Linked DNA regions of Homo sapiens: regions 1, 2, 3 and 5 are each linked to region 4. A link is an interaction called in ENCODE POLR2A ChIA-PET data of the cell type or tissue named here. Cell type or tissue: MCF 10A. All regions are shown on one strand. Each heading gives the region's core, and the rest is flanking DNA. Links, peaks and the distances in the headings are about the cores only.

Region 1 (6,472 bases), core at 1,027-5,026, 120 kb after region 4:
ATTCCATGAAGAAGGACATTGGTATTTTGATAGGGACTGCATTGAATCTTTAGATTGCTTTGGGCAATATGGTCTTTTTAACACTGTTAATTCTTTCGATCTATGAGCATGGGAGGTTTTTTCATTTGTTTGTGTCTTCTTCGACTTCCTTCATTTATGTTTTGTAGTTTTCCTTGTAGATATCTTTCACCTCTTGGTTAAATTTATTCCTAGGTATTTTATTCATTTGTAGCTATTGTAAATAGGATTTCCTTCTTGATTTCTTTTTTGGCTAGATCATTATTGGTGTATAGAAATGCTACTGATGTGTGTGTGTGTGTGTGTGTGTGTGTGTGTGTGTTTGAGACGGAGTCTCACTCTGTCACCCAGGCTGGAGTGCAGTGGTGCGATCTTGGCTCACTGCAACTTCTGCCTCTGGGGTTCAAGTGATTCTCTTGCCTCAGCCTCCCAAGTAGCTGGAACTACAGACGCCCGCCACCACACCTAGCTAATTTTTTATTTTTAGTAGAGACAGGGTTTAACCTTGTTGGCCAGGCTGGTCTTGAACTCCTGACCTCAGGTGATCCGCCCACCTTGGCCTCCCAAAGTGCTGGGATTACAGGCATGAGCCACCGCGCCCGACTGCTACTCATTTTTGTATGTTGATTTTGTATCCTGCAAATTGAATGAACACATTGATCAAATATAAGAGTTTTTTGGTGGAGTCTTTAGTTTTTTTCTTGGTATAAGATCATATTATTAGCAAAGAGGGACAATTTGACTTCCTCTTTTCCAGTGTGGATGCCTTTTATTTCTTTCTCTTGTATTATTGCTCTGGCTAGGACTTTCAGTACTATGTTAAATAGGAGTGGTGAAAATGGGTACAGGATATCTTTTTTAAAGTTATTTTAATGGAAAATTTTAAACAAAAACTAAACAATTGTATGAGGGTTAATGTTTTAGAATATTAAGTTTTAGAAAGTTTACTTATTTTATGAAATAGTGGAAATTCAAGATTATTGCTATAAAAAATCACTGTCATTTATTTGCATTCTTAGATGCTTTCATTTGCTAAAAGAGAGAAAATTGTGTTAACAGAAATTGCACTTGAACAATGATCTATTTCACCTATGCCACAACCTATGGAAAATAGTGTAGTGAACTCCCAAGTACCCATCACTGGGCTTCAGTAATTATCAACACATGGACATCTACCCACTAACTTCTTCCTATCTTTTTTCATATTGAAGCTAATACTAGGTATTACAGAATTTCATTTACGAATACTTCAGTGTGTATATCTTCAAAATATAATCGTTGCAATTATACTTAAAATTAATAGAAAATTAAAAATATATCAAGTATTCCATCTGTGTTCAATTTCTTCAATTATAGGTTTCAAACACAGTCCACATGTTGTACTTAGTCACTATATCTCTTAAATCTATAGACCCCTCTCTTTTTTATCTTGTTTTGGTTAGGTCCCTTAATAGAATTCCTAACTTGAAGGTGGTTAGAGACCTTAGAAAGTTACCGAATTCATACTTCATGTCAAGCATGATCACACCTAAATTATCTTGGGCAGAGAGGAGCTGTCTGAGAAAGTTGCCATTCTGATGAAATCGGCTCTCTTGAAGTGTCTTCTACATTGAGATATGTGAGGTTGTGATACTTTGTGGAAGGGAGATATCTAAATCTAAGGTGCACAATAGCTAGTAGTGCTAGAAAGACCTCTTATTTGCTCCAGCTCTGTTTATTAGAATTCACTTTCATTACTAACCTGACAACAAGAGGTTTTCTTTGTGAGAGGCAAGGGGGTTACTATGGAAGTATAAAGAACTTTCTCAATGGAAGAATTTGTCCAGGAATGATGTGTCCCTTCTGTGAGTCTCTGGAATTCTTAACCTTAGTCAGAAATTCAGTTAAACAGTGTTTATATGCTATTTTATATTATCAAAGGGTAATTGGTGTTTTCTTTAGAATCCTGGCCAAATTCCAACTCTGATAAATACGTTCTACTTCCCTAAATTTCCCCTGCAATTTCAAATGGATTTGGTATTCTTAATTACCTGCCCCAACCTGTTGCTTGGTGTTGAAGTTCACCTATTAAGCAGCTGCTACTTGTGGTTTCAGAGGGACCCAAGTAAATTTGGCAAATGAGTGGGTGTATGTGTGTGTATGAATGACTTGGAAGGCTCTAGAACTTAAACTTATTTTCTAATATGAAAAAATTTAAAACAGAGAGAGGGAAAGAGAGAGAAAGAAATATACATAATAAATATATAGTACTCCACAACTATGGGGCCTTTCGTTTTCTTGCTCTGTTACCCAGGCTAGCTCAGTGTAACCTCAAAATCTGGTGTCAATCTCCTGGCCTCAAGTGATCCTCCTGCCTTGGCCTCCCAAAACGCTGGGATTACAGGCATGAGCCAACACACTGGCCTGCTCAGTAAACCTTTATTAAGAAGTTTGTATGTGTAAGGTTTTGCTCTAGATATGGTGGAGGATACAAAGATGAAATAGATAATAGTTCTTGCCTTAGAAGATACCTATAATATTAAGTAGTACTAATTAACCTTTTTAAAAAGTCTCCTTATAGTGAATAAAAACTTGGGCAAGTTACTTACCTCTTTAATCCTAGGTTTTCTTATCTGTAAAATGGAGATAAATATTTATCTGAGAGCGTTTGTGAGCATTTTAACATTTGAAGTGCTTTTTGATATTGCCTGGCACATAGTAAGTAGGTGCTTAGTGACCATTAGTTATTGTGCGTTTTAAAATGTATCACTTAGGTCAGCTGCTAGAAAAATGTGAATACCATGGAAGACTGTACTAGGTTGAGCATTCAGATTCAGATATCTCAACTGTCTAGATTACAGAACCATGGATGGACAGCTCACTCATCCCATAAATGCCAGGATTACAGGAGAATTCCACACCCAAGTTTTCTAGCAGGCTCTAAATCTTTCACTTACTAGATCTCTGGTAAAGATTGTAAAGTCAGGAAAAGGAATTGGTATCCTTCTGCTCCTACCCCATTATCGAATTTAAAATTTGGAATGGTGTTGGGGACTAAGATTTGGAAATTCAGAACTTTAAAGCTGTTATAACAGGAGAAAATAAAAACTTTACTGTTTGGCATTGGCACATATTCCAAAGTTCCTCCCTATTTAATGAGCTTTAAGCTTTCATATGAAACATAAGACACTAAAGGAAAAAGTATTGCCACAAGGCTAATGATGACAACAGCTGCCAGCACACCTTCCATCAAAAGCATGTGAAGACTTGAAACAAACCTGAGCTCTGGTTTGTTTTAGAAGCATCACTGTGACATGCCTGTGCCGGCAGAGGCTCAGAATACATTCCTTAACACTAGGACTCCAAGGTGTGCTGGATGCCAGAAGCCCAGTGGTAATGAGAGAGCAATTGTGAAGCTTCATTCAGATGATGTTCTTTCATTGTGGGTATGCTAGCTCAGAATGTTTGGTGTAGGGAGCCACAATAAAGAATCGGCCAATCCCTTTCCTTCATCAGGGGTTATAGTCTGGCAAATACATGTATTCATACCCTCATCCTCCAGATATTTATTGACTGCCCACTATGTTCAAAGGTTGGTGTTGGTGATTAAAGCAAGTAAAATAGTATATTTGGGACTGTCAGTAGATTATAAACTTCATATCCTATTCTTTGTGTTTTTAGACAAAATCCACTGGGATACTTTAAATTGAATCAAATATATGTATATATATACATACACACATAATATGACTACAAAAAGTAAAAATTTTATTCTTTTATATTGATAATTTACTATATGTAGAACACCATTCTAGGTACTTAGGAAATCCTAAGAAGAATATGGTTGGACTCTAATAACTAGGTTAGAGTGAGAACAGGCTACTTCAGCTTCACAGAGAAATCTGTATTTTTTTTCCATGGGAAACATACTCTGCTTATAAACATATGGTCCATTTACTAACTCTTGGTTTCCTACCTATATATCAGATAGCTAGGTCATTCTAAAAACCCTAAATTGGCAAGTTGTGATCTTAACCTTAACAGTTACTGTGGGCTTTCCATACACATTCTCACTGTGATCACTTCCCCCACTTCAATTTGAGTGAGCGGTGGAAATTCACCTCCCCCTTTCAGCATTTTTAAAGATTATAGTTCCACAAGTATCCATTGGGATAAACAGTGTATATTTGGTGTCTCCATTTCAAACCATATTTGTCTTTCACAAGTAGAGTAAGAGGGAGTTTTGGGAAAAATTTGTACAAATCTAATAAAATCAATGCTATGTAATCAAAGTTTTATTGGATAAGGAACACTTACATAGTAAAAATGTGCTGCATTTCTAACTTCTAAAAGTCTAGGAACAAATGGGTTTTATTAAACTATTATCAACAGATTGATGTGCTAAGACAGAATGATACATTTTGTTCTCTTTGTTATCTGAAAAGCCAGTTATATTCATTTGCACCCACTCTTTTTTTTCCTATCATATTCTTAATAGTTAAATTTCATTCAACTCCTCCTCCCCACTTCTGGCCAGTTCCATCATGCCTTGAAATACACAAAATCTATCAGATCTTTCTTCTTGGTCTGGCTTTTTCTGTTTCCTTTAGTGCCCAGGAATATTACCCAGATTCTTTTTCACTTTGGCAGTTCCATTTTCCAGGCATTCGTAGCCTTATTAGCATATATTAACAAAGATGTGATTCTTGTCTCAACGAGTGTTTAGCACTCTGTTTAGATAGATAAGACATACCTTTTAGGAGAAGTAACTCCTACCTATACTTTTTTCATGGAATTTTAATTTTATGAAAGACCATGAAGGTCTTATAATTTAGTAAGTATAAGTAGCATTGGAAACCCAGGCACATAAAAATAAAAATCTTTTTTCTTTAAATGATTTCAGCATTGTGGAGTGATTCAAAATATTAAACAGCAGCATAGACTTCTTCTAAAAATGGTTCTTTATTTATATCACTGGCTATTTAGTTGGTTAGTCTTTGATATGTTGGGGCTTTTTATGCTATTGTTGCTTTAAATGCATAATCAAATGGTCCAGCCATGTAGAGATTCGAATTATTGTCAAATCAAACAACATAATACTATATTAATTTTTTATCCTAAATACAAATTATATCTTCATGTAATTGTATTTATCATAGTCCTTTAGTAAAATAGAAAAAAGTAGAAGGAAGTAGAGATAACATTGGCCAAATAATTATTTTTTGAAATTATTAATAAGAATGCTTCTGATTTCTTTTTTTTTTTTTTTTTTGAGACGGTGTCTTGCTCTGTCGCCCAGGCTGGAGTGCAGTGGCGCCATCTGGGTTCACTGCAAGCTCCACCTCCCGGGTTCACACCATTCTCCTGCCTCAGCCTTCCAAGTAGCTGGGACTACAGGTGCCCACCACCACGCCCGGCTAATTTTTTGTATTTTTGGTAGAGACGGGGTTTCACCATGTTAGCTAGGATGGTCTTGATCTCCTGACCTCGTGATCCACCCACCTCAGCCTCCCAAAGTGCTGGGATTACAGGCGTGAGCCACTGCGCCCGGCCAAGAATGCTTCTGATTTCTAAAGACACAGCAGTACCTCTGGTGGGTCAATGGATAATAAACTTCACATGTAGTGGAACTAGGTTATTTATAGTTAGGCAAATGAAGAAAACAAATATTTGTTTATTGGAAGCCATACTGCAATTTGAATTATTTGAAAATGCAAACACAATTTATACAACTGTCTATTATGTTTATGGTTCCAGATAAGATACGGTTCTGGTTCAATTAGAATGTGCTTCTTGAAAAGTATTTTCAACTCCTATTTGAAAAGTAATAGTAAGCAGAAAGTGGTACAGAATTCAAAGTACCACCAAATAGGTGATAAGATAACCATTTCTTGTTTCTAGGTAACCCCTAACCTGAACTTAAGGCAACCCAAACCAAAAAGGGAACATAGACACAGAGAGCTCCAGGAGGAGACCTCTAATTCTTCCAGGAAAAGATTAGCTAATATTTAGAGAAAGAGTTGGAAATCCCCTTTCTTCCTCCTTCTCTCCCCCAGCTCCTCCTCTTCTTTTTTTCCCTCCTCTTCTTTTTCTCCTACTCTTTCTCCTTTAAGTCTCTACTCCATTCTCTTCTGCCAGTCTTTAGGCAATTGTGCTGTGATAGGGGCAGTGACAGCAAGAACAGCAGCTACTGGGTTCCTCCTAAAACTGGGGCATGGGAACATTTCTCTCTGATGGGAGAAGCTGTGGTTTCAAAAATGTGGAGTGAAACCCTCTTGCTTTCCCTCCACTTGTTATCTTGCTGTTGGCTCCAGAGAGGGGCCACTAGAAAATGTGGAGGAGAGGGAGGTATGGTGGCTTATGCCTGTAATCCCAGCACTTTGGGAGGCTGAGGTGGGCGGGTCATTTGAGGTTAGGAGTTTGAGACCAGCCTGGCCAACATGGTGAAACCCCGTCTCTACTAAAAATGCAAAAA
Region 2 (6,472 bases), core at 1,013-5,012, 150 kb after region 4:
AGGCAAAGGGGATTTAAATGGAATAAAACGTGGTCCTTATTTTAAAAGAACATAGCTTCTAGTGGGAGAGACATATAAGCAAACCAGTATTTAAATCCATTTGATTTATTATAGAACATCTATTGAATGCTTGCTACTACTATTCTAGTGCTGGGGATACACCAGTGAATAAAATAATGTACTTGTCCTGATATTGCTTACATTATAAGGGAACAAGAGAAAATAAATCAATAAAGATATAAATAATATAGGAAAACATGATAAGTATAATGGGACATATTGTAGCATAAAGAAAGTATGATGAGTAAAGAGAAGACTGATGATGCAAAAAGAGAAAGTGGATGATTTCAGGAGCAAAGTCCTTAAGTAGAAGAAAGGGGACAAGATCTGGTGCACAACTGGAGTTGGATAGGGACTGAAACAATTGTTCTTATCTTTTAGGAGGTAAGAATTAAAAAAAAAAACTATGAAAGCCTCTTCATAGCATCCATTTATTAAATATTTTTAAGAGCCTGTTATGTGCCAGGTACTGTTCTAGTTTCTGAGGATATGCCAGAGAACAAAACAAACAAGATTCCTGTTCTCATGGGGAAGACAATAAATAAGTTTAAATATATACATATATAATTTCTTTTTTTTTATTATACTTTAAGTTTTAGGGTACATGTGCACAACGTGCAGGTTGGTTACATATATATACATGTGCCATGTTGGTGTGCTGCACCCATTAACTCGTCATTTAACATTAGGTATATCTCCTAATGCTATCCCTCCCGCCTCCCCCCACCCCACAACAGGCCTCGGTGTGTGATGTTCCCCTTCCTGTGTTCATGTGTTCTCATTGTTCAATTCCACCTATGAGTGAGAACATGCGGTGTTTGGTTTTTTGTCCTTGCGATAGTTTGCTGAGAATGATGGTTTCCAGCTTCATCCATGTCCCTACAAAGACATGAACTCATCATTTTTTATGGCTGCATAGTATTCCATGGTGTATATGTGCCACATTTTCTTAATCCAGTCTATCACTGTTGGACATTTGGGTTGGTTCCAAGTCTTTGCTATTGTGAATAGTGCTGCAATAAACATACGTGTGCATGTGTCTTTATAGCAGCATGATTTATAATCCTTTGGGTATATACCCAGTAATGGGATGGCTGGGTCAAACGGTATTTCTAGTTCTAGATCCCTGATAATTGCCATGAAGAAAAACAAAACAGGGTAAGAAACTGATGAGGAAGAAAGACTTCTGTGAGATGTGATTTTGACTAGATGTTATTTAAAGCCATGACTCTAGATGAGATCACCTAGGGAGGAAAGCAAATAAAGAAGAGAAATCTGAGGACTCAGCTCTTGGGTATTTCACCTTTTCCATTTCAGTAAGAATAGAAAGACCCAGTGAATAAGACTGAGAAGGAGGTAGCTGGTGAGATAAGAAATAAAACAGGGAAATATATGTTGTGGAAGCCAACAATAACCCAAAAATAAGTGATTCAATAAAATGAAGTAATCAACTATGTCTCATGCTGCTGAGAGGATGAGTAAGATGAAAATTAAAAATTGTTTCTTGAATTTGGCAAGAAGGAGATCTTTACCAATGAAAAGATTGGTTTCAGTGGAATCAGGGTACAAGAGTTAGACTAGAGTGTGTTCCACAAATAATGGGAGATGAAAGGATAAAGAGAGTGATTATGGAAAACTAAGAGAATTACTGTCAGTTGGGGAACAAGGAAATTGGGAGAGGAAGTGGTCAGATGGAGTCAAGGAGAGAATGCCCCTGCAACAAATACTTAAACATGAGGAAGCAGCTTTGGAATTGGGCAACAGGTAGAGACTGGAAGAGTTTTGAGGTGCACATAAGGGCGATTCTGGTAAGGGCTCAGAAAGAAAATAGGAAAGCTGGAGATAAAGTTTTTGTTTTCTTAGAGAATACATAAATAATCATAAACTGTTGATAGAAATGTGGACATTAAAGGCCATTCTGGTGAGGTCTCAGGAGAAGTGAGGAACATGATATTGGAAACTAGAGGAAAGGTAATCCTTGTTATAGTGTGGCAAAAATTTCAATTAATTGTGTTTATGTGCTAGTGTTTTGTGGAAGGTAGAACATGTAAGCAATGAAATTGGATACTTAGCTGAGGAGATTTCTAAGCAAAGTGTGGAAAAAGTGGCTTGGTTCCTCCTGACTACTGATAGTAAACTATGAGAAGACAGAGATGAATTAAAGAAGGAATTGTTAAGCAATTCCAGAAGCAGAACTTGCAGACTGGAAAATTCTCAACTTATCCATATTGCAAAAAAAGAGAAACAAGTATGTGTTGCGTAAGCCATCCAGTCTGTGGTATTTTGTTATAGCAGCCTGAGCAGACTAAGACATATTGGTAGCTAGCAGCACTTGGAGAAGTGCAACTTGCAGCATGACATGCTGGCTTTTCTCGCTGTGGATTCGGTTCAGGGTTTTGCTCCAAATCAAAATGATCTGGGAACTGGTTCTTCAAAAGATTGAGTCTCTCACTTGGCCTTCTCCAGGTAATTAATTGTCAAGGTAGTTTATCCTCATTTCCAGAGGGGAGGAAGTTCTGTGAAAAAGGGGATATAGCCTGAGTGAAAGTCGACTTGGCCTGGAAATGACCACCATCTCCATCTGACTCAGAAAGGAGAATGTGGTGTATCTTGCATTCCTACCTTGAAGGGAAGTTTTTTTAAAGCATGGAGATGTGGAAATAGGCAAGTAATTCAAGGCCTTGGGGTAAGGCAGAGGTGCCAAGGCTACCCAGAGGTGGGAGTTTATAGGAGGCGGAAAGACATCCCGAGGACAAGTTTATACAAGAACTGTTCAGGGAAGGACATAAAAGGAAGTGAGGCAAGAAGCCTCAAGATTAACTTGGCATCTTGCAAGTCTTTTTGAAAAAATCCCCAACGGGGTTGTCAAAAAGCCTTCCTGTGTTTTCCTCAGATGCTTGTACTTGCCTCAAGCCTGCTTCCTTGCTGGATGTGCAACTTGAACCAGTCCTTAGATACTCAACCTTGGCAGTATTTAAAGCAAATCATTTCTTGCTTAGCACTTTTCCCTGGGTAGGAGGGAGGACTCTTATGAGCGGGTGTTGGCATGGTTAATGTAAAGCTATGTTCTTCCAGGTAATATTTTGAGGAGAAAAGCAGAATGATGTCATTCCTGCAGGCATGTCCCCCATCGCCAACACACACACACACACACACCCCTACATTGAGGTCCTGTTGAATAACTGACAGACTAAATGTTCAATTCTCTATTTCACTTTTCTATTGAGATATATAAGGCTTCAAAATAAAGTGATACTTTTCAGAGAAAGGTGTGGGTTAGTAAATCTACTGATTGATTGTTCTTTAATTACTTTTTAAGTTTCCCACTAGAGCAGCTATAGATCCTACCTCTCTTTAATACTTCTTTTATTAAAAAAGCATTAATAGATTCATGCTTCCAAAATCTGCAAGAGGTTGTGCTTTTGCTAAAAGATGAGTATTTTTTAGCCTTTATGAGTATCTGTAAAATCTTTAACAAAGATAGGTGTGTCTCAATGGCTAGACTCCAAAGATGAAGCTAGAAACAGTATGACTATAAATGTAGTTTTTGCCAGTGTGCCAACATTTTGTCAAATATAGGTTGTTATTATCATTTGGAGGTATTTACTATTAATATGCCTGGCCTGGCATACATACCTCAGTTTGATGAAGAGCAACAAAGTTTGTTAATGCTTTCTCTAACAAATGTTATCTAGATAGTCTTATAGTAGGAAAGGCATCTAAACTTAGTATAAGAAATAATGCCTATTAAAGCAAATTTAAACTAGGAATTTTTGGGTAATATTGTAGTGTCAAGAAGAATGATGTGCTTGCAGAGTTGCTTCTTTCCATCAAATTGACAGGTTCTACTTGAACTAATAAGATACTGTTGGATGTCATTGAGGTTAATACAAAGTAAACTCCAGAGAACTGATAAGGTTGTGTTACTTGTACAAGAATGCCTGTAATCCCAGTACTTTGGGAGGCCAAGGTGGGCAGATCACCTGAGGTCAGGAGTTCGAGACCAGCCTGGCTAACATGGTGAAACCCCGTTTCTACTAAAAATACAAAAAATTAGCCGGGCGTGGTGGCGCGTGCCTGTAATCCCAGCTACTCAGGAGGCTGAGGCAGGAGAATTGCTTGAACTCGGGAGGTGGAGGTTGCAGTGAGCCAAGATGGCACCATTGCACTCTGGCTTGGGCAACAAGAGTAAAACTCTGTCTCAAAAAAAAAAAAAAAAAAAAAAAAGAAATCTACTACTTGTAGACATGATTTTTGTGGAAAATATATCATCAGCAAAATAAAGACTATTCTTAGTAAGTGCTCTGATTTTCTTAATTCACGGTTCTCAAAATGTGGTCTCTGGACCAGAAGCATCAGCTTCACTTAGGAACTTGTTAGAAATGAGGATTATCAGGTCCCTGTTGAACAGAAACTCTAGGCCTGGGGCTCAACAATCTGTATTTTAACTAGTTCTTAACTAGCGTGATGCATGCTAAGTTTGGAAGCCACTGACTGGAACCCAAATCAGTACTGGGGCTAACAGTGCTTTTCAGTTTTGTAATTACCTAGAAGTCTTTATGTTGGGAGATCCTGACACATAGAATGTTATTTATTGGTCATATTTTCTATAGACAAAATGTTTTGTCTGGATAGGATAGGCAACTGATGATAATAATTTTCATTAATTAACTCATTCAACAAATATTATTTGAATGCTTACAATGTAGGCACTAGGCAAACAAAAGTGAACAAGAGAGAAAAGAGTTCATCTTTGTAAGCTACCATTCTGGTCTGAATGTATATTTTGATGTTAATTTAACACAGTGGCTCAAATTGTCTAGTATTAGATCATAGGGGAAAAAGTTTCTATAATAATACTCTGTGCTTATGGGTGAATTGCCCACTTTTTAGAGCAAATGAATTCTTTCTAGGTTTGACCTGATCATATGACAGTGTTGTATCACATTGAATTAACACAGCCAGTGAAAAGTAACAGTTCAATTAGTTGTTTCATTAATCCCAAATTACTGGATTTTACTCTACTAAATTGACAAAACCAACTAGTAACATTGGAATTATGTCAGTTTAGCATAAGGCTGTACTTATGTGGAAGATTATGTCTGGAGAAAAAACACTGGCGGATGAAAAGAACATTTGGAGCATAAATGATCCAGTTTGGCTATTGCTTGATTTCACTAGTTTTTTTTCATTGCTCCAATTTTTTTTGGTAATATACATAGCCTCCCTATTTGAGAAGAGATTAACCATGTTAACAATAAAAGATGATATAAAGAAAATTTAGGACCAATGTCTAGCTTTATAAAATTTATTTGGTTGCTAGAGAATAAGTGACAATTCTAGTTTTCATCCAATTTAGTGGTTTTATTGGAGGTGAATATGAAATAGAACATACCTTAAGTTCTCTCTACCTTTCTTGAATGTATTAGTATACATGGTAGGGGAATAACAATCCTAAAAAAGAAGCCACTTTATTAAAGCAAACTTTAATAAAGAATCTGAACATTTTTATTCATATGAAGGCACTAAATCTTTCCATTTCTGTCACCATGAATATTTTTTAAAGTAGTTATTAAGCACCAGTTGGCATATGAGGTTTTAATGAATACATTGTATGTTAACCAGTCGCTGTACCTTCTTCTAAAGAGGCTTCCTTTCCCATGAACTAGTCGAAGATGAATGATAGTCTTTTAAAGAAAAATATCGGCTTAATCTCTGGCTACGCCCAGGGAAATCAGAAACATTTGTCTCAGAATTTAGGCCACCCAGTTCAGTGCATGTCTTGTCTAAAAGTGGTTCAACTTCAAATGTTTCAGTCCTGTCTTATGCATCAATATTTATACTTCATTCATTTCTCAAAATTTGCTGATTAAAAGAGAATGGGGTTAAAGATTAGTGGTCTGGCTCTAGCCTTTCATCTTTGGTATCAGGATACTGGGTTTCTCCAGGTTTGATAGTTTGTGAATGTAGGTCAAACCATCAAAATGTATTAAGTTGAGCTGTATTAAATTGTCATTTTTGTAGGTAAAAAATGGCCAAGTATTGAGGCTATGCCATTTGATTAAGCCTAACATTTTCTGTCAAGAACTAACAAAAGCAAGGCATATACTCTTTCATCCTTTCCTTCATTCTCTAAGGAAGAGGCATTTTTAGTTTATATGTTAGTTTGCTTCTCTTTCTCTGTAAAGCTACATTCTCCTATTGATTCAATCATTCAAAAATCATTCTTTTTTAGAGGTTGGGGATGCAATCGTGAACAAGATACACACCATACCCACCTCTTGATACTTACAGTCTAGTTTCTAGAGAAGTAAAAAGGCAACTTTGTTATGGCAGAATGTGTTAAAGAAGTTCAAGGTCCTGTGAGAGTACTTAGGAGGGGGATACTTAACTTGAAACTGGGAATCCAAGA
Region 3 (6,472 bases), core at 953-4,952, 130 kb after region 4:
TGTGCACCTAACAGACTTTAAAAATACGTGAAGCAAAAATAGACAAAACTGAAAGAAGAAATAGACATATTCTCAATATATATATAATAATTCTAAAATGTATATGGGAAGACAAAACAAACAAACAAAAAACCAGAATAGCCAAAACAATTTTGAAAAAAGGAGAAAGTTGGATGACTTACACTGATGTTAAGATTTACTACAAAGCTATAGTAATCAATATAGTGTGGCATTGGTGAAGGGATAGACATGTAGATCAGTGGTACTGAATTGAGTCCAGAAATTGGCTTCATTCAAATATGGCCAATTGATTTTTTATGAAATTGCAAAGGCAATTCAATGGAAAAAGGATCATCTTTTCAACAAATGGTGTTGGAACAATTGGATATAGACATGTAAAAAAAATTAACCTCCACCTAAACTCATGCCTTTTTAAAAAAGTAAATAGAAATGGATCATAGTTCTAAGTGTAAAATGTAAAACCAGGCTGGGCACGGCTCACGCCTGTAATCCCAACACTTTGGGAGGCTGAGGCAGGTGGATCACGAAGTCAGGAAATCGAGACCATCCTGGCTAACACGGTGAAACCCCGTCTCTATTTAAAATACAAAAAAATTAGCCAGGCGTGGTGGCATGTGCCTGTAGTCCCAGCTACTTGGGAGGCTGAGGCAGGAAAATCGCTTGAACCTGGGAGGTGGAGGTTGCAGTGAGCCGAGATTGCACCATTGCACTCCAGCCTGGGCGACAGAGCGAGACACCGTCTCAAAAAAAAAGAAAAAAAAAAAAAAAAAAGGAAAACCATAAAGCATTTAGAAGAAAACATGAGAAGGAATATTCATGACCTGGGGTAGGCAAATAATTCTTAGATATAATACTGAAAGCATGATCTAGAAAATAAATACTTGATAAATTGGACTTCAAAAATCAAAATTTTTGCTCTGCAAAAGATTTCACTGTTAAAATAGAAAAGTTAAGATTTTATCACTCTCCCAAACCTACTGATTCTCTTATGTAGGTACTCCTTTCTTTTTTCTGTTTTATTCCACTGTGCTGGAATTTAGTCCTGTGACTTCAGGACCTCTCTTTGCTCATCTCCAGGGCATCCATCTCTGGCACTTTCTTGGCACTATCTAAGTAGATCCCCAGATTTCCTTCTCATTCAAGCCTGCCTTGGGCCATGAGAAACATGTTTCTTTGCTCCACAGTTGGTAAGAATGCAACTAATTCACTTTTTTCATTTGACCACCTCAGTTCTTCCAATCCTAAATAGTTTTCTAATAACTAGAATGGAACTACCACCATCTAGTTATCTAATATCTAGAAATTGAGAATAAAATTTTATTTTTGTCTTGTGTATAATGCACATGTGTATTATCTGTCACAAATGCTAACTCTCAGATTTGCTATATCCTAGCTTGCATGCTCCTTGCTTCCTACAGATGTGTTCCAAATAAGAAAAATAAATCTTAAAATTAATCTAAGCAAAATGTAGGAAGATGGCACTGTTGCTGCAAAGAGTTGCCCAAAAGATTTCAAATAAACTCACAGATTTCACTTCTCTACTGTTGGATTATCCCTGCAAACAGTTTTCTCTCTACATAGAAAATTATTATATTGAGTTAATGTGATACTCAAATAGGAGAACTTAATTTCAATTTTAGATTCTTTTCTCGTGTGGAACAAATACCATTTGGACATCCATTTTATCATAAAAATCCTTCTATAAGCTAGAAAGTTGCTTTTTGTTTCCCCAGCTGAAAATTATTTTATGGCAGTTCATGAACAGATAAGTATCTCTATGCTGTGACACAAAAACTGGCCAATTTGTTGCAAAAAAAATCAGTTAAACTAGTTGTTTTGTCATTGCATAGTTTGAGATTGATCAATTCGTGAATAGATGGAACTCGAGATTTAATGATATACGTGAATGCTTTTAAGTTTCTGGGTGTTAGTCAGTGGTAATTTAGTGTTTTACTCTATTAAATTTCGTCCTTCCTCATCTCTTTTCCGTACTATTAAGAATGGGCCGGCCGGGCGCGGTGGCTCATGCCTGTAATCCCAGCACTTTGGGAGGCCGAGGCAGGTGGATCACGAGGTCAGGAGATCGAGACCATCCTGGCTAACATGGTGAAACCCCGTCTTTACTAAAAAATGCAAAAAAATCAGCCGGGTGTGGTGGCGGGCACCTGTAGTCCCAGCTACTCGGGAGGCTGAGGCAGAATGGTGTGAACCCACGAGACGGAGCTTGCAGTGAGCCGAGATCGTGCCACTGCACTCCAGCCTGGGTGACAGAGCGAGACTCTGTCTCAAAAAAGAAAAAAAAAAAAGAATGGCCATTTAGCTGATCTTGACTAGAGCTTACCCACTTTCAAACTATCCTCCACACTGTCATTCAATGACCTTTCAAATTGGATCATGTTGCTCTCCTGCCGTTTTAAAGGCACCCCAGTGGTTCTCTCTTACATACAAAATAGAGTTGGTGTTCTTCAGCAGGCCTTCGGGTCTTCAAAAGCTAGCCCCAATCTGCTTTATCCATTTTGTTTTCTTTAATATCTTTTCCTCACACTCTATAGGTGTTCTCACCTTTCTCTGAATATAGAATATTATTTCAGGTCTTCATATTTTGCATAACCTGTTCAATTAACCTGTAGTATTCATCCTGTGCCCCATTGCCCCTCTGCCACCTATGGTGATTCCTTCCCATGTCTTTACATTCCAATTCAGATGTCACTTTTTTTGTGAAATAGGCCCTCTGATGCTTACTTCGTGCCATTATAATACTTTTTACATACTTGTGACAAGGTAGTACAAGTATTTGTTTACTTTTCTATTTTGTTCAATAGATTGCGAGCTCCTTGAAGACAGAGTCTGTTTATTCCCATATCTTGAATCCTAGCCTAGTGTTTGAGATAATACACACCCAGGCAATATTTGTGGAATGAATGATTTATTGACTAAAAGAGTTAATGCACTTTTAGTGGCTTATCACTTACTTATAAAGGGAACACCTACTCTGGGAGAATCTGGCACATGTATGTTTCATAAATTTCCCTATATAATGGAGTGAGTGCCTGAAAGAAGTTGTGAAACTCTTATGGGGCAGCTTGTTCCCTTCTTATTCATGGACTCAGGCCAGGGCATTAGAAGAAAGGTATGACTGTACTTATTAAGCAATCCTCTTAGAATTCCTAAGCATAACCAAGTATTTGACAAATGTAAAATTAAATTTGGCTTAAAGCTGAAGGAATTCAAGCCCCCCAAATATTTTAGAGTTTTTTCTCCATAAAAAGCCCTATCATTTTCATATCAAAAAATTATTTCTTTAATAGGGCCTTGTCCTAAGTAGATGCTCAATAACCACTTGTGAAATGAATTGATTTTTTTCCCTATTTAGTGAAATTATAATAGCAAATGTCACCTATGCATATGTTCCCCAGTATATCCTTATATGAACATGATCCTGTAACTTGTAGAATCATAGAATAGCAAACCTAGGACTTTTGAGTTCGTCTTATTGAACATCCCCAAGTTTAAGATGAAGAAACAGGTCTAGAGAGATGAGTCCTTTCCTGAGCTGAATCATGTGAAACTGTGGTTTCTATATGTCAAAAATGGTACAAAATTTACAATTTTTTTGGTTGCATCCAAAAACCACCAAAGTGTACATTGCATATCAGGCTATAGGACTCTTCCTGAGAATGATAAGAACAAAAGAAATATCATGTAAAGTAAAAATTAAACACCAAATCAGTTAGCTTCTGAGTTGTAGGAGAGGGATCATGTCTCTGTGGCTTTACCCATTACATGTGGTCAAGGATACATTTGAATCATAAGGTAAAAATAATGATTTGCATGGTATGTTGGGTTGGGAAACTTATAAAGAAACAATTGGTTTTTAAAAAATATACTGAGTTATAAAAGCTTCTTCATATAGTTTTTTTAAGAATACAATTTTAAAACCTTTTGCCAAGTTTGACTGTGTGGCTATATTTCAAAGAGCTAGAATTTCCCGAAGAATTCCTGTTCCCTGAACATTCTAGATCCTACCTAAAGTAAAGAAATGGAACTGAAAGTGAGGATTATTTTGTTTACTCTGTCCTGCCTTTATGGAAAGCTAGGCTTACCATAGGGACTGCATTTCATTTTCAGAATGAGCTTTCAGCAGGAAGCAGTCTGCTCATGCATGCATGACAGGAGAGGAATGTGCCCTGAAATGATGATATTTTTACTTAAGAAAGGGTTTTGGCTCAAGGATTTCTTTGGGAAATTCTTTATGATATTTTTCCCCTTGACACATGTGGTCTAGTTGACACTTTCCTTCATAAACACACATAATTCAACCCAAGCCATCCTGTGGACCTTTTTTTTTTTTTGTTTTCTCTTGTTTCTGTAGCCTGTCAGAAGAAATGTGACATTAGGTTTGGGGCCAGGAAAGTCATTATGACCTTAGAATATTCAGAGATTTCTATCTTAGAATTTGGTCCTTGGAAGACCTATCCATAGGTGAAATAGAATGCAGGTGCAATTTCCTGGTCAATCATGGTAAACATGTTTTTCTTTGTTTTACTTTTGGATGAGATAATTGCTTTGGCTCTTACTTTGCCTCAAATTCTCAGGTAATTATTTTTGCTCTCTGTTTTGCTTTATGTTAACTGAAAAAATCAGCAGTGAGAAATAGTTTAAAAACATGTCTCATGTTTCTGATTTTCTAAATGAACATATTCTGATTTACTGGGCAGCCTATCCAGTTAATTCTATAGGCAGTTAAAATAAATGCTTTATGGCTGTCTTCAAATGTAGCTTACATTGATAAGCACAATCTGTAAATGCCACAGGGCAGGAATTGTTGGTTTTGCTCACTGTCAGATCCCCAGAATTTAGTATTCTGCCTGGTATATAGTAGGGACTCAGAAAATACCTGATGAATTAGTTAATGGAAATAGAAATATTGACCTTGAGCTCTGTGAGGGATACTTACCTAGACTTATGAAAATTAACTTAATGAAATATTCAATTATAGAGGACAGAGAAGACATAAAAAATGTTACTCTGATAGAAAACAGTCTAGGGAAGCAAGTGCCTGTGGGAGGATTTAACCCTAATTCTTGCCCTTCAAATCTGGGTGTTTGTGAGCCTTTGAATCTGAAGGAAACTTTAAAGGTCATCAGGTCCAACTACTTATTGACAAAAGGTCATCCAGCTTTCAGTTGTTCACCATTTATAATACAGTGACAGGGCTTTTCTAATTGATAGGCAACATAGTCCTTTATGGGAAAATTCTGATTACTAGAAAGTTTTGTCCTTTTGAGCCAGAATTTACTCGTCTGTTATTTCCAAATGCTGGGACTATTCTGCTCTCTGGGACTGCATGTGATAAGTCTGACGGGAGACCGAGGAAGACCTGACTTAAGATCTGAAATCCTTTATATCAGCACTAGTCTAGTTTTATTTGGGGATAAGGCCCAAACTAGATAATAAGCCTCACCAGTTCCGGCGACATAATAAATATAAATTAGCATGCTTAGCACCACCTAGTGTTCTCCTCTCGTACATTATTTGTGGGAATGTACATTGATAACACTTCTTTCTAGAGCAGTTTGCCCCTACATAGGAAATTACACTGTTTCATCAAGAAATTCCATTATAGGAATTTACCTTAAAGAAAGTACTTCCAAATTTGTACAAAAATAGATAGGCAAAGATGCCTTCAGGTGATCCAGCATACCCATTACAAAAATTTTAAAACCATTTAAATATTCATTAGCAGGTAAATAAACTTGATATGCCCACTGAATGGAACAGAGTCATGAAAAAGAATGAGATAGAGCTACATATATCTAGTTGGCAGAGGTTCATGATATATTATTAAATTAAAAAAATCATAAAAGTATATATATCTTCTTTTATAAAATAATAGTGTAATAATACATCTATGTTAGTATGTCAGACAATTTTGAAAGATTATATAATAAGCTGTTAACACAATCTCTAAGGGATAGCATTATGGTGGACTCTAATTTTTACTTAATATATTTCTGTATATATATATATATATATATATTTTTTTTTTTTTTTTTTTTTTTTTTTTTGAGACGGAGTCTCATGCTGTTGCCTGGGCTGGAGTGCAGTGGCGCAATTTTGACTCACTGCAGCCTCTGCCTCCTGGGTTCAAGCGGTTCTCCTGCCTCAGCCTCCCAAGTAGCTGGGATTACAGGCACCCACCACCACGCCCAGCTAATTTTTTGTATTTTTAGTAGAGACGGGGTTTCAGTATGTTGGCCAGGCTGGTCTCAAACTCCTGACCTTGTGATCTGCCTGCCTCGGCCTCCCAAAGTGCTGGGATTACAGGCGTGAGCCACTGTGCCTGGCATATTTTTGTATTCTTTGAATATTTTTAAGTGAGCAGGTATTACCTTTGTAATTAGAAAAATAACCCAGACACTTAAAAATGTTATCTGGATGAGTTATAGGA
Region 4 (6,472 bases), core at 1,653-5,652:
CTTCAGGTGAAATTAAAAGTATTTCAAATTGCAGACAAGATCAGGAGAGAACCCACAGTCTGAGGAAAGGCATGCAGTACTGTGTACTTATGTTGGAGAAGGGAAAGCTGGAATTACATGAACGAGAGCCATGAGCTCAATGTGCACATAATGTAGAAAGCAAGAGGAAAGAAATTAAGGTTTTAGAGCTTGGATATAATGTGACAATCTAACAGTATTGTGCAAGATTGGGACAGAAGGACAGGAGGCAAGGAAATCAATTAGTGGCTATAATAGTCCAGGCAAGCCGCTCTGTCTGCGGTCTGAACTAGAATATTTTAAGTACATATGGAAAGGAAAGAACGTTAAACATCATGGTAGTAGAATTAGCATGCTTGACAAATACAGGATGAGAACACTAACAATGATAACAACCAATTTTTGTTATGTGTTTACACTGCCCGGCACTATTTAAATTATGAGTTTAATTATCACAACTCTGTGAGGTATTACTACTTTCATTTTACAAATGAGGAAATGAAGATACAGAAGTCATTTACTAAAATAGTAACAGAGTCAGGATTTAAATCTCAGCAGTCAGACCCTAACAATAACACATTGTTAACCAAATGTGTTATCCATAGTCTACAAGAAGGCTTCAAAATTTGAGTTTCTGTTACTGCTTTTATCTAGGCCCCCTTATAGTCTACTCTCAACAACAGTCACAAGAGTCCTATTAAGAGATAAATTGGGGCCGGGCGCGGTGGCTCACACGTGTAATCCCAGCACTTTGGGAGGCTGAGACGGGCAGATCACAAGGTCAGGAGATCGAGACCATCCTGGCTAACACGGTGAAACCCTGTCTCTACTAAAAATACAAAAAATTAGCTGGGTGTGGTGGCAGGTGCCTGTAGTCCCAGCTCCCGGGAGACTGAGGCAGGAGAATGGCGTGAACCCAGAGTCGGAGCTTGCAGTGAGCTGAGATCGTGCCACTGCACTCCAGCCTGGGCAACAGAGCGAGACTCCGTCTCAAAAAAAAAAAAAAAAAAAAAAAAAGACATAAGTGGCTCACACCTACAATTCCAGCACTTTGGGAGGCCCAGGCAAAACCCTATTGCTACGTACAAATATATTAAAAAATTTGCCAGGCGTGGTGGCACACACCTGTAGTCTCAGCTACTTGGGAGGGTGAGGTGGGAGGGTTGCCTGAGCCCAGGAAGTCGAGGCTGCAGTGAGCTATGATCATGCCACTCCACTCCAGCCTCGGCAACACAGTGAGACCCTGTCTCCAAAAAAAAAAAAAAAAACCCCAAAAAGACTTAAGTCATATGGATGAAATCTCATGAAAACCCTGTCACATCTGCTCATTTCACTGAGAACACAAGCCAAAGTCCTTTGATCCATGAAGATCCTACATGACCTGATGGTGCCCCTCCCATTTTTCCTCTCTGACCTTTTTTCCTATTATACTCTACTCCTGCCACACTCTCTTCCTTGAGGTTCCCCAAACACACCAAGCATACTCCCACCTTAGGTTCTTTGCACCAATTGTTCCACCTGCTTGGAATGCTCATCCCCAGATACCTACATACCTAATTATCTCTCTAATCTCCTTCAAGTCTGCTGGAATTTTACCGTTTAAAATTGCAACCTCCCTTCACACACCCTAGTACTCCTGTTCCCTGTTATTCTGCTCTATAAACTTTATCCACAGCATTTACTGCTTTTTAACATAGTATGCAATTTACTCATTTTTATTTATTTAGATTTTTTTTTGAGTCTGAGTCTTGCTCTTTTGCCCAGGCTGGAGTGCAGTGGTCCAATCTCGGCTCACTACAACCTCTGCCTCCTGGGTTGTAGTGATTCTAGTGCCTCAGCCTCCTGAGTAGGTGGGATTACAAGCGTGCAACACCATGCCTGGCTAATTTTTGTATTTTTAGTAGAGACAGGGTTTCACCACGTTGGCCAGGCTGGTCCCAAACTCCTGACCTCAAGTGATCCACCCGTCTCGGCCTCCCAAAGTGCTGAGATTATAGGCGTGAACCACGGCGCCCAGCTGCAATTTATTTATTGTATCTATTGCTCACCTGTTAGAATATAAGTTCTAAGAGGATGGGATCTTTGGTTAACCGATGAATCACAAGAGCCTACCACAGTAGACATACAGTAGGTATGGCGTAAACATTTGTTGAGTGAATAGGAGACATTCCCAGATTCCACTAGAGAATAAATTTGTGTGGATCTAGGCATATGTTCTTGCCCAACTCAATTCAGGATCAACTGTAACTGAAAGATTGGGTTTGAATTGAATTGTGAATGTTGAGTAAAAATAAAGTTAATTGACTTTCCCATGTCAAACCATTACTGACCTTATTTGCCAACCAATTGTTACCAGTCTGTCAGACATTTAGGCTTTACATGACCAAATCAGTCTGTCCTATTAGACTCGTATCAACTTGCAATACTATTTCCAAATAAAAGCTTATATAGTGAGAACTGTATGAACTATGACCAACAGAGATTTTTAAGAAACATTAATTGGAAGACAAAGACTAATTTTTCCCAAAAAAGATTTACACTTTAATTTCCTGAATGATACCAATATTATTTGTAGGCTTTAATCCTACATTTTATACCAAGGAACAATCTTTAGAGCTAATGTCTAATTATTTAAAATTTTTTAAATTTTAAATAAAATAAACATAAACATAAAATAAAATAAACATAAAATTATTTAAAATTTTATTTTATGTTTTTGAGACGGAGTCTCCTTCTGTTGCCCAGGCTGGAGTGCAGTGGTGCGATCTCAGCGCACTGCAACCTCTGCCAGGTTCAAGTGATTCTTGTGTCTCAGCCTCCCGAGTAGCTGGGACTACAGCTGCGCGTGCAACCATACCTGGCTAGTTTTTGTATTTTTAATGGAGACAGGGTTTTACCATGTTGCCCAGGCTGTCTCAAACTCCTCACCTCAAGTGATCTGCCCACCTTGGCCTCCCAAAGTGCTGAGACTACAGGCATGAGCCACTGTGCCCAGCCAAATTTTATTTTTAATTGACAAATAATAATTGTATCTACTTACTGGGTTCAACAAAATGTTTTGATACATGTTTACAGTGTAGAATGATTAAATCAAGCTAATTAACATCTATCACTTCACACACTTATCTTTTTTTTGTAGTAAAAACATTTAAAATCTACTTGGCAGTTCTGAAATATACAATCATTATTAAGTCACCATTCTGTGCAATAGATCTGATATCTAATTTTTTAATCTCTTCCTGTAATTTTCTTATTCTGGAAAAACAGTAAGTTAAAGTCATATGAGAAAGGCTTATAAATTAATGGAGTGTGAAATCTATCTGACCTAGCTTTAACTAATCACGTCACAGCCTGCTTGCCTATTAGTCATAAAAATTCCACCTGAAACATGAATGAGTCACGAGAAGCAATTGATTTCCTGGCAGAGTCAATGTGGAAGAAGCTGGGATCACAAAAGGAAAAAACAAAAAAACAAACAAAACTAGCTCTAACTAGAGGTGCCCAAACTAAGTAAATGAGTGCTGGCTTTGTCTTCCTTTGTCATAAAAGGAAAAAACAAAACTCCATATGTTAACCAAGTTCATCCTTTAAAACACTAGTCTCACTGATTTTCTGAGAGAAAGAGTTCACGTCACAGCTTTTGGTTAAATTAATTATGCACACTTGTCCTCCTTTCACTTTTCCTTCTGATGGCTTGAGCTGTTTGATTTATGGACCTCTGCTCCCTCTTAAACTCCTGTCAAAACTGTTTTAGTTGGTTTCTTCCCTAAAGACCTATAATTATGGATCTGGGGTTTCCCTTCATGAGTCTGTAAAAAAGTTTTAAATATTCAGCTTTTTTCCTTTTCTACTCTGAAGAACTTACATTTCCAGTTAAAACATAATTTAAACTTAACGAAGTAACATTATAGCCATTGTAGGGGAGGTGGCAGTACTGCTCCACTGATCAGGCTATACCTAGAATATTGATTTCTTAATTCAGATATTGACGAACTAAAACATTTTTAAAAATTCACAGTTTGAAGAGTTGAAGTAATGCCACATGAATGAACAGAGGATATTTAATGCCACAGTTAATGAACAGAGGATATTTACTCTAGAGAAAACAAGACTCAGGAGGGCCATGATAGCTGTCTTCATGTATCAAAAGAGTCGTCAAGTAGCACAGGAGAAGAGACTTGCTTAAGATGGTCCTGGAAGGCAGTCATAATCAAGAAATATAACTTATAAGCAGTGTAATTTCTATAAACTTAGAATTTTCTAATAATTTTGTCTCACTAAATTTAAATAGGCTTGGGAAACAGTAAACTTCTACTAGACGTGTTCAAACAATAGCTATTTGTTAAAGAAGCTGTATAAGGAATTCAATTTAGAAGAGGGTTGAATGCAATGAGTTCTACAGTCCTTTGAACTCTTACGTGTATAGACTCCCTTGACTTTCACTGACCCATCACATCTATTTTCTAAAACGAAAAGAATGATGACCTCAATACCTAGCTTTATACACATTTTTAACTTTATAGTGGCAAAATTTTACTGAATAATTTTGGTGTCACTAATAACTGCCCTATCATATAAGCCATCTTGTAACATCAAAACTAGCTCAGAAGAGTTAGAGTTACTGCATTTAACAAGCAGAAGTCAAATAATATTTTCTTCTAAAGTTCAGGGAAATTTCAGGCACAAATAGCATAATATGACAGTGGTTTAGGTGATCAGAGAAAATTAGGTTGCCTTTACAAGATGATACTTGCTTTTTTAAAAACAAAACAAAACAAAACAAAACTGCTGAGCAAAATGCAATTTCTTTGCGACCAAGCTACAGAAGAAGTTGGTTCATGAGAATCACAACTATCTTATATTTCAGAAGAGAATAAAAGACACAATCAGATCATCTCCTATACTCTTTTGACTAAGCATGTCCTAAATAAACATACATGCCTTAAGCTCATCTATATGATTACTCTTTCCTGTAATTTCAAACTTTAGCCTTCACTTCTTTTCTAAAATTTGAATTTCAACAGGAAAAATGCATGTGCTTGAGAACACTAAAAATAAATTCTAAACTAATTAGAATTCATATTTCTACCAAGCAAATGACACGATATAGTTTCAACCTAACTTATACACATTGGTTTTTGAGGCAATCGTCTATCTAATTCTGTGTTAACTTCTACACACTTGGTATCTCATCCCTTTGGTACTCATAAAGATCAAGGCTGATGTGTTCAAAATACCATAAGCTACGTACATACATAATCACTTCACATAAATTAATGTAGGTCAACAATCACTTATCTAAAATCCTTGGAACCAGACGGGATTCCAAATTCATATTTTTTAAAAAAAATGAAAGTAATACAGTAATACAGAACATATATACATAATTACATAACAGCTCCAGTGGAGTCTGAAGCATCATCCTGTAATCAAACACATTGATATTTTCACAGCAAAACATATGAATACTCACATGAAGTGGGATAAAGACTATAAACAGCATTCTGCCATTGCAGTGAGGTTAGGTTGTGAACAACATTTCAAAAATAACCTTTTGGGTTTTGGAATTCTATGTAACAGATTGTGGATCTGTGTCCTGTGTTCTCTCTTCATTATACAGCATTATTAAAATTAGAAAGTGTTGACATTTTCTTACAAACATTTTATAACATCAGTCTGATCTCATAGGTTCCTTTCCTCATCTGACTATTATTTCTCCTCAAAATTCCCTTTGGCTATCAGTATTCAGTAGACCAATCACATGGGAGGAATATCAGAATTCTATTGGATATCCATTATCCTAAAAGTATACCAGTAAGAATGATAATTCTACTTGTGAGATGTGTTCATACAAAAATAACTATTCTAAGCCAAAATAATGTTACATCTACATAGTTTTACTGAAGTTTTTGTAGATGTCTACTTAAACGCAACAGGATCTTTAGGAACGCTATAACGCCATTAGGATTATCCTGAATCCTAAGTTTTCAAAAATAGTATATAAGCTTTATATAAATGGGAACTAAAAGTTAGTCATATCTCTGCTCTGCTCTGCATTAGTCAGATCATATCTAGAAAAATATTCTTCTTTTGAGACAGTGTTGGATAATGGAAAGAAAAGAGGCTTTTCAGAAAAAATATGGGTCTGAGTGACAGTCCTATTACCTACCAGCTGTAAGACGACAGGCAAGTTATTTGACTGTGACCTTTGGTTTCCCCATTTGTAAAGTGGGGATAATAAAACTACTTTGCAAAGTCACAGTGAGAATTAGAAATAATAAACATAAAACACAAGAGGAAGTGGCACACAAGATAAAAGTTACTGGTTTTATTCTTTAAGAGAAATGGGGAGAAAAGGGAGAAAAACAGAGGAAGGAAGAAGTTCTACAGGCCTGAGTACTATATAAGAGGAAACACTTATTCAGTTTGCCCTTATGAAGCTTCTGGGACAGGG
Region 5 (6,472 bases), core at 1,511-5,510, 160 kb after region 4:
AGGATTGATACAGAAAATGTTTGCTTGTGAACCTTGAGCAAAGCTAGAGAATGCTTTTTCTCATCTTCTGAGCCATGTCTCTCTATAGCTTACCTTTAGTCCCAAGTTTTTGCCATTATACTCCTAGGGTCTGGCTGTAGAGGGTCTCTTGCAGGGAGGATGCCTTATATCTGTTCTTTACTCTCCTGACCTCATACTGGGATCACTGACCTTTGTATAACTCTCTTGCTTAAGGTGCTGCTGTAGAAGCTCCAGACTTTGAACTTGGCATTCTTCCAGTGATGGCAGTGGCTGCTGCCATCACGTCGGCTGCAGCAGGGAGGAGCAGCTGGGGCTGCACACTCCATGGAGCGGGTGGGAGCCACGCCCTTTCTGAGTTGGGGTGGGAGCTCCCTCGGTGCCGCTGCCCCTGCCCGAATTGTGGCTGCAGACCCAGGCCTCCTGCTCTATGGAGCAGGCAGAAGACCTGCCCTCCTGGGTGGGGCTATAGCCACCCAAACTGCAGCTATGGATCGGAGCCTCCCAGTGATCTTGGGTGGGGGCCGGAAACAGGCAGGATCTGCCCTCCTGGGTGCAGCTGCAGCAGCCAGACCCGAGGCTGCAGACCTGGGCCTCCTGTTTCATGGAGCAGGAGCCGGGACAAGCAGGAGCCCAGCCCATTTCCGAGTTGATGGGGCTGGAGCTCCCGCTCTCCTAGGCGCAGGAGGACCCTGGCATCCCTGCAGCCTGTACCTTGGGGGCCCCAGGAAAAACCCTCCCTTCTCCTTTCCCAGTGTCTGCTGGGATATCTGAGTGGGGTTGGGGCCGAGCCCTGGGCCTTGAATGGCAGCGAGAGGCAGAGTCCTGGGTGGAAGGGGGCAGCCCGCATTAAGGCCCCACCTTCAGGCTGGGAAGGGCCTGAAGGCTTGGATCTGGGCTGCCAGTCCTGTGGATGGGAGTGGGGACTCGTGGTGCCTCTTCTGGACCACCCATGGCTGCCCATGGACCAATAGGCACACACTTCCTCCCCTCTGAGGTCCATAAAAGCCCTGGGCTCAGCCAGAGCAGGGCAGAGGATGGCCAGAGGAACAAAGAGGGGAGAGAAAGAGAGGATGGGACGACCAGCTGTAGAGAGGAGCTATTCTCTCTGCTGATAGCTGCAGATGATGGGATGACCAGTTGCAGAGAGGAGTTATCCTCTCTGCTGAGAGCTGCAGAGACGACTTGCTGGCAGAGAGGAGCCGTCATCTCCAGGGCCTCCTCTCTGGGGGAGAGCTGCAGAGCTGCAGACATCAGGATGACCAGTTGCAGAGAGGAGCTATCCTCTCCAGGGCCACCTCTCTGCTGAGAACTGAAAACTCCATAGATGACCTGCCTACAGAGAGGAGCTACCCACTGCAGGTCTCCTCTGAGCTGTTGTAACACTCAGTAAAGCTCATTTTTGTCTTGTTCACCCTTCACTTGTCTGCATACTTCATTCTTCCTGGATTCAGGACAAGAGCTTGGGCAAAGGTGCTGTGGCCACAGAGGTTTCTGGCCAGAAAATTGACACCCCAAAGATCCCATAACACCAGGACATGACTTCTGATGTTTCTTCTGATCCTTGCACATTTTCATTCCTCAGGAAGGAGGCACCTGTCCCCTTACTCTGACCTGAAGCCTTGTAAGATTATCAGCATGCAGCCGGGCGCAGTGGCTCATGCCTGTAATCCTAGCACTTTGGGAGGCCAAGGCGGGCAGATCACGAGGTCAAGAGATCGAGACCATCCTGGCCAACATGGTGAAATCCCGTCTCTACTAAAAATACAGATGGGCGTGGTGGCACGTGCCTGTAGTCCCAGCTACTCAGGAGGTTGAGGCAGGAAGATCACTTGAACCTGGGAAGCAGAGGTTGCAGTGAGCCGAGATTGCACCACTGCACTCCAGCCTGGCAACAGAGCGAGACTCTGTATCAAAAAAAAAAAAAAAAAAAAAAGATTATCAGCGTGACTGTTCCTCACTCAAGTTCCCACCAATGTGGGAGAACCAGACATCCTGATTCTGAATTATTTTTGCCCACGTTATTTCCCAGGACTGAGTTGAGTAGTTACAGGCAGATGTTTAGGCATTGGGTCACATGGATGTGGAATGTTATGCTACCTTTGACTTATTCTGTTTATTTATTTAAGTACATAGAATTGGATTAATTATAGTCCTTGCTTCATAAAATATTATTGTCATTGTTTCATGAATGGCCTTCTTATTTTATTTGCTTATTTATGCTTTTAGAATATAATGGATGCTACTCATTCGAGAACTAAAATATTACCAATAATTTATATCTACCTATATATATATTTTTTTCTATTTTTTTTTAACTTCTCCTTTCACTGATGACAGTCCTTTGCAGCTATGGGGTGGATATCTTTACTTAAATATAATCCAGTTTACATAAAAAAACCTTCAGGCATCAAACTTCCAGGTGCAGCCATTCATAAAGACAGTTTCATGACTTATATAATGGAGAACTAAAGACCTGGTGTGGGATTTCCACTAGACAGAGGTGTCATTGAGAATCGGAACAGTTGCTGGGTGTGATGGCTCATGCCTATAATCCCAGCACTTTGGGAGGCTGAGGTGAGAGGATTACTTGAGCCCAGGAGCTGGAGACCAGCCTGGGCAACATGGTGAGACCTCCATCTCTATAAAAAAAACAACAAAAAGAATTGGAACAGTTATTATTTTGACCTTACTTGGTAGGGGCACATTGGTGTGGCATTGCAAGAATGCTGCCTAATGCATCGGCACTCATAAAAGACAAAGACAGTAAAAGCTGGCTTGTGTGTTTACTTTTATAAATCGGAGTTATTTAAGGGTCAGAAATGCTTTGAACGTTTACAAATTAGAACTATATTTCTCCTGTAATACAATGCAGAGGAAGTATGATTCATATAAATCTTCCTTTATGTTTCATATTGGCCCTGGATTACCTGCTGGTTAATTCGCTTTTAGTCTGAACAATAAATTCAAATAAAGACTTTCTTTTTCTTGAAATTATGTTTCTGACCATGTAAGACAAATTAGTAAAGGAGCCCTTTAGTTTAGTGATTTAGTGGTTTGTTGATCTAGACCAGCTGAGGAATTTTTTTCCCCTACACCTGGCTGTAGTCTTAGGTTCTTGCCTGAGCTTGCCTGGGTCTGGAAAGAAAATTCTGCCTTGCTCTACAAAGCATTTCTCCATATTGTTGCTCCTCCAGGAAAGGCAACTTTCTAGTTTAGGAGATTTCACTCAGGCTAGAGCTTTTCTTGAACGTAACAATTACCTGACAATGTCTGCAGAATTAGAGCTGAATTCTGTCCTTGGCAAAGCAGGTAATTATAAATAATTTGGGAAGGAAAAGACCATGATCGTTATTAATAGCATTTTCTCTTTATATCTTCAAGAAGTGCAGTTATTAATAATTGAGATTTCCTCCTTTGATTGACGTCTGTAAAAACATCTATTCAGTGAGGTTTAGTCTTTAACGTCGCTGCAAAGAGTGTCCCTGCTCAGCTCAGTCAATTAGCACCACCTAGTGTATCACATGTGCAGAAACTCAAGACCAACTCCAGTACAAAACATCCAAAAAAGTTCTTTGGACCTTTGGGGAAGTTATAAATATGGTCATCTAGGACATATTCCTTTGCGAATCATAATTGCAACATCAATATTTTTTATAAAGATGAAAACAATGAAAATAAGAGCATATGTCAAAGAAAAGAATAAATGAGCACCAAAATTATGTGAGAGGATATGTGTGGGGAGCCTGAGAATGGGTATCAGCACTTGTTGGATGCCTACTGTGTACCAGGCTGCATGCTTTGCTTAAATTTTTTTGAAAGGGAGGGAGTAGAGAGTTGGGTTTTTAAATTTTAATTTCACCAACATTTTCTTTTGGTGCAGATGAATGATAAAATGGGCTGATATTTCGTGACTCCAGGTTTTTTTTTCAGAACCTGCTAAGTCACTGTTGAAGGTAATTCTACTTCTACATACATCTCTTGCACAGCTAGTGAACAGAGGCACTGACAGCCCTTTGTTCCAGACAACCTTTCCAAGGATGTTTTATAGTGAAAAGTCTTGGAAAAAAGAGATAGTGTCTTCCTCCAGAGTAGAGCTTTGCTTTTGTTCAGTATGTCTCTCTCTGGAGCAAAGGTTAAGCAGGTTTGCTTGCAGCCCATTATAAGATTTGGGTTTCCTAAGCTTGAGATTACTCAACTGTGATAGAAACCCATAGTGTATACAGCACCAACCTGGGAATCTCTACTTTGCCCCTGTGTGACCTGATGGGCAAGGGAAACTGATGCAAGCATGAAGTTCATGCTGCTTCCTGTGGCTTAGGTAATAAAATCCTTTTCCCTGATCCAGGAATCTTGCATCTTCTAACAGCATCCATAAAACAAGTTAGCTTGCCAGTAGGGTAAAGCCTCAGACACTTGCATTTCTTGACAGTTACCATCCCAATTGCCAGACACCTGGTTCCCACAGTCATGTAGCACCCGCCCTTCCCTATCTTGCAGAAGGAGGGCATCCCGGTTGACCATGCCATTGTTCTGACCACAGTCCTGTTCCGTTAAACAAAACCAGATACTAAATAATCCAAATATTAAAAAACTGAACCAGCAGATGATTAGGCACATAATACATAACATTTACATTATGCATCAACTAACAAGCAAAATAACCAGCTAACATCATAATGACAGGATCAAATTCACACATAACAATATTAACCTTAAATGTAAATGGGCTAAATCCTCCAATTAAAAGACATAGACTGGCAAATTGGATAAAGAGTCAAGAACCATCAGTGTGCTGTATTCAGGAAACCCATCTCACGTGCAGAGACACACATAGGCTCAAAATAAAGGGATGCAGGAATATATACCAAGCAAACAAAAAGGCAGGGGTTGCTATCCTAGTCTCTGATAAAACAGACTTTAAACCAACAAAGATCAAAAGAGACAAAGAAGACCATTACATAATGGTAAAGATATCAATTCAACAAGAAGCGCTAACTATCCTAAATATATATGCATCCAATACAGGAACACCCAGATTCATAAAGCAAGTTCTTAGAGACTTACAAATAGACATAGACTCCCATGCAATAATAATGGGAGACTTTAACACCCCACTGTCAACATTAGACAGATCAATGAGACAAAAAGTTAACAAGGATATCCAGGAATTGAATTCAGCTCTGCACCAAGAAGATCTAATAGACATCTACACAATTCTCCACCCCAAATCAACAGAATATACATTCTTCTCAGCACCACACCGCACCTATTCCAAAATTGACCACATAGTTGGAAGTAAAGCACTCCTCAGCAAAAGTAAAAGAGCAGAAATTATAACAAACTGTATCTCAGACCACAGTGCAATCAAACTAGAACTCAGGATTAAGAAACTCACTCAAAACCACTCAACTACATGGAAACTGAACAACCTGCTCCTGAATGACTACTGGGTACATAACAAAATGAAGGCAGAAATAAAGATGTTCTTTGAAACCAATGAGAACAAAGACACAACATACCAGAATCTCTGGGACACATTTAAAGCAGTGTGTAGAGGGAAATTTATAGCACTAAATGCCCACAAGAGAAAGCAGAAAAGATCTAAAATTGACACCCTAACATCACAATTAAAAGAACTAGAGAAGCAAGAGCAAACACATTCAAAAGCTAGCAGAAGGCAAGAAATAACTAAGATCAGAGCAGAACTGAAGGAGATAGAGACACAAAAAGCCCTTCAAAAAATCAATGAATCCAGGAGCTGGTTTTTTGAAAAGATCAACAAAATTGATAGACTGCTAGCAAGACTAATAAGAAAAGACAGAAGAATCAAATAGACACAATAAAAAATGATAAAGGGGATATCACCACCGATCCCACAGAAATACAAACTACCATCAAAGAATACTATAAACACCTCTACGCAAATAAACTAGAAAATCTAGAAGAAATCGATAAATTCCTCGACACATACACCCTCCCAAGACTAAATCAGGAAGAAGTTGAATCTCTGAATAGACCAATAACAGGCTCTGAAATTGAGGCAATAATTAATAGCTTACCAACCAAAAAAGTCCAGGACCAGACAGATTCATAGATGAATTCTACCAGAGGTACAAGGAGGAGCTGGTACCATTCCTTCTGAAACTATTCCAATCAATAGAAAAAGAGGGAATCCTCCCTAACTCATTTTATGAGGCCAGCATCATCCTGATACCAAAGCCTGGCAGAGACACAACAAAAAAAGAGAATTTTAGACCAATATCCCTGATGAACATCGATGCAAAAATCCTCAATAAAATACTGGCAAACTGAACCCAGCAGCACATCAAAAAGCTTATCCACCATGATCAAGTGGGCTTCAACCCTGGGATGCAAGGCTGGTTTAACATACGCAAATCAATAAATGTAATCCAGCATATAAACAGAACCAACAACAAAAACCACTTGATTA

What was found. Peaks named below come from ENCODE experiments on the same cell type or tissue, not always from the same donor. Only the 100,000 strongest peaks of a DNase experiment are listed, where the experiment ranks them.
Region 1: POLR2A ChIA-PET joins it to region 4 with 13 read pairs; 6 of 35 experiments call an interaction of 5 or more read pairs at or near these places.
Region 2: POLR2A ChIA-PET joins it to region 4 with 20 read pairs; 5 of 35 experiments call an interaction of 5 or more read pairs at or near these places.
Region 3: POLR2A ChIA-PET joins it to region 4 with 34 read pairs; 6 of 35 experiments call an interaction of 5 or more read pairs at or near these places.
Region 5: POLR2A ChIA-PET joins it to region 4 with 23 read pairs; 3 of 35 experiments call an interaction of 5 or more read pairs at or near these places.

What each region holds. Positions count from the first base shown.
Region 1 is chr18:22,853,925-22,860,396 of GRCh38, reverse strand. The region is part of intron 2 of RBBP8-AS1 (RBBP8 antisense RNA 1); the gene reads left to right. Among named protein-coding and RNA genes, the nearest start is that of RBBP8, 76 kb to the left of the region's middle. In MCF 10A, for the core only: no CTCF peak of the experiment used is centred there; a DNase peak (open chromatin) is centred at 3,296.
Region 2 is chr18:22,823,237-22,829,708 of GRCh38, reverse strand. All of the region lies in intron 2 of RBBP8-AS1 (RBBP8 antisense RNA 1), which reads left to right. The region is part of intron 1 of LOC124904263 (a long non-coding RNA gene); the gene reads right to left. Among named protein-coding and RNA genes, the nearest start is that of RBBP8, 110 kb to the left of the region's middle. In MCF 10A, for the core only: no CTCF peak of the experiment used is centred there; DNase peaks (open chromatin) are centred at 2,338 and 2,808.
Region 3 is chr18:22,845,348-22,851,819 of GRCh38, reverse strand. All of the region lies in intron 2 of RBBP8-AS1 (RBBP8 antisense RNA 1), which reads left to right. Among named protein-coding and RNA genes, the nearest start is that of RBBP8, 85 kb to the left of the region's middle. In MCF 10A, for the core only: no CTCF peak of the experiment used is centred there; a DNase peak (open chromatin) is centred at 3,119.
Region 4 is chr18:22,975,529-22,982,000 of GRCh38, reverse strand. All of the region lies in intron 6 of RBBP8 (RB binding protein 8, endonuclease), which reads right to left. Among named protein-coding and RNA genes, the nearest start is that of RBBP8-AS1, 45 kb to the right of the region's middle. RefSeq lists a silencer at 6,189-6,389. In MCF 10A, for the core only: no CTCF peak of the experiment used is centred there; a DNase peak (open chromatin) is centred at 3,400.
Region 5 is chr18:22,810,884-22,817,355 of GRCh38, reverse strand. All of the region lies in intron 2 of RBBP8-AS1 (RBBP8 antisense RNA 1), which reads left to right. The region is part of intron 1 of LOC124904263 (a long non-coding RNA gene); the gene reads right to left. Among named protein-coding and RNA genes, the nearest start is that of RBBP8, 120 kb to the left of the region's middle. In MCF 10A, for the core only: a CTCF peak has its summit at 3,519 (motif pointing left); a DNase peak (open chromatin) is centred at 3,505.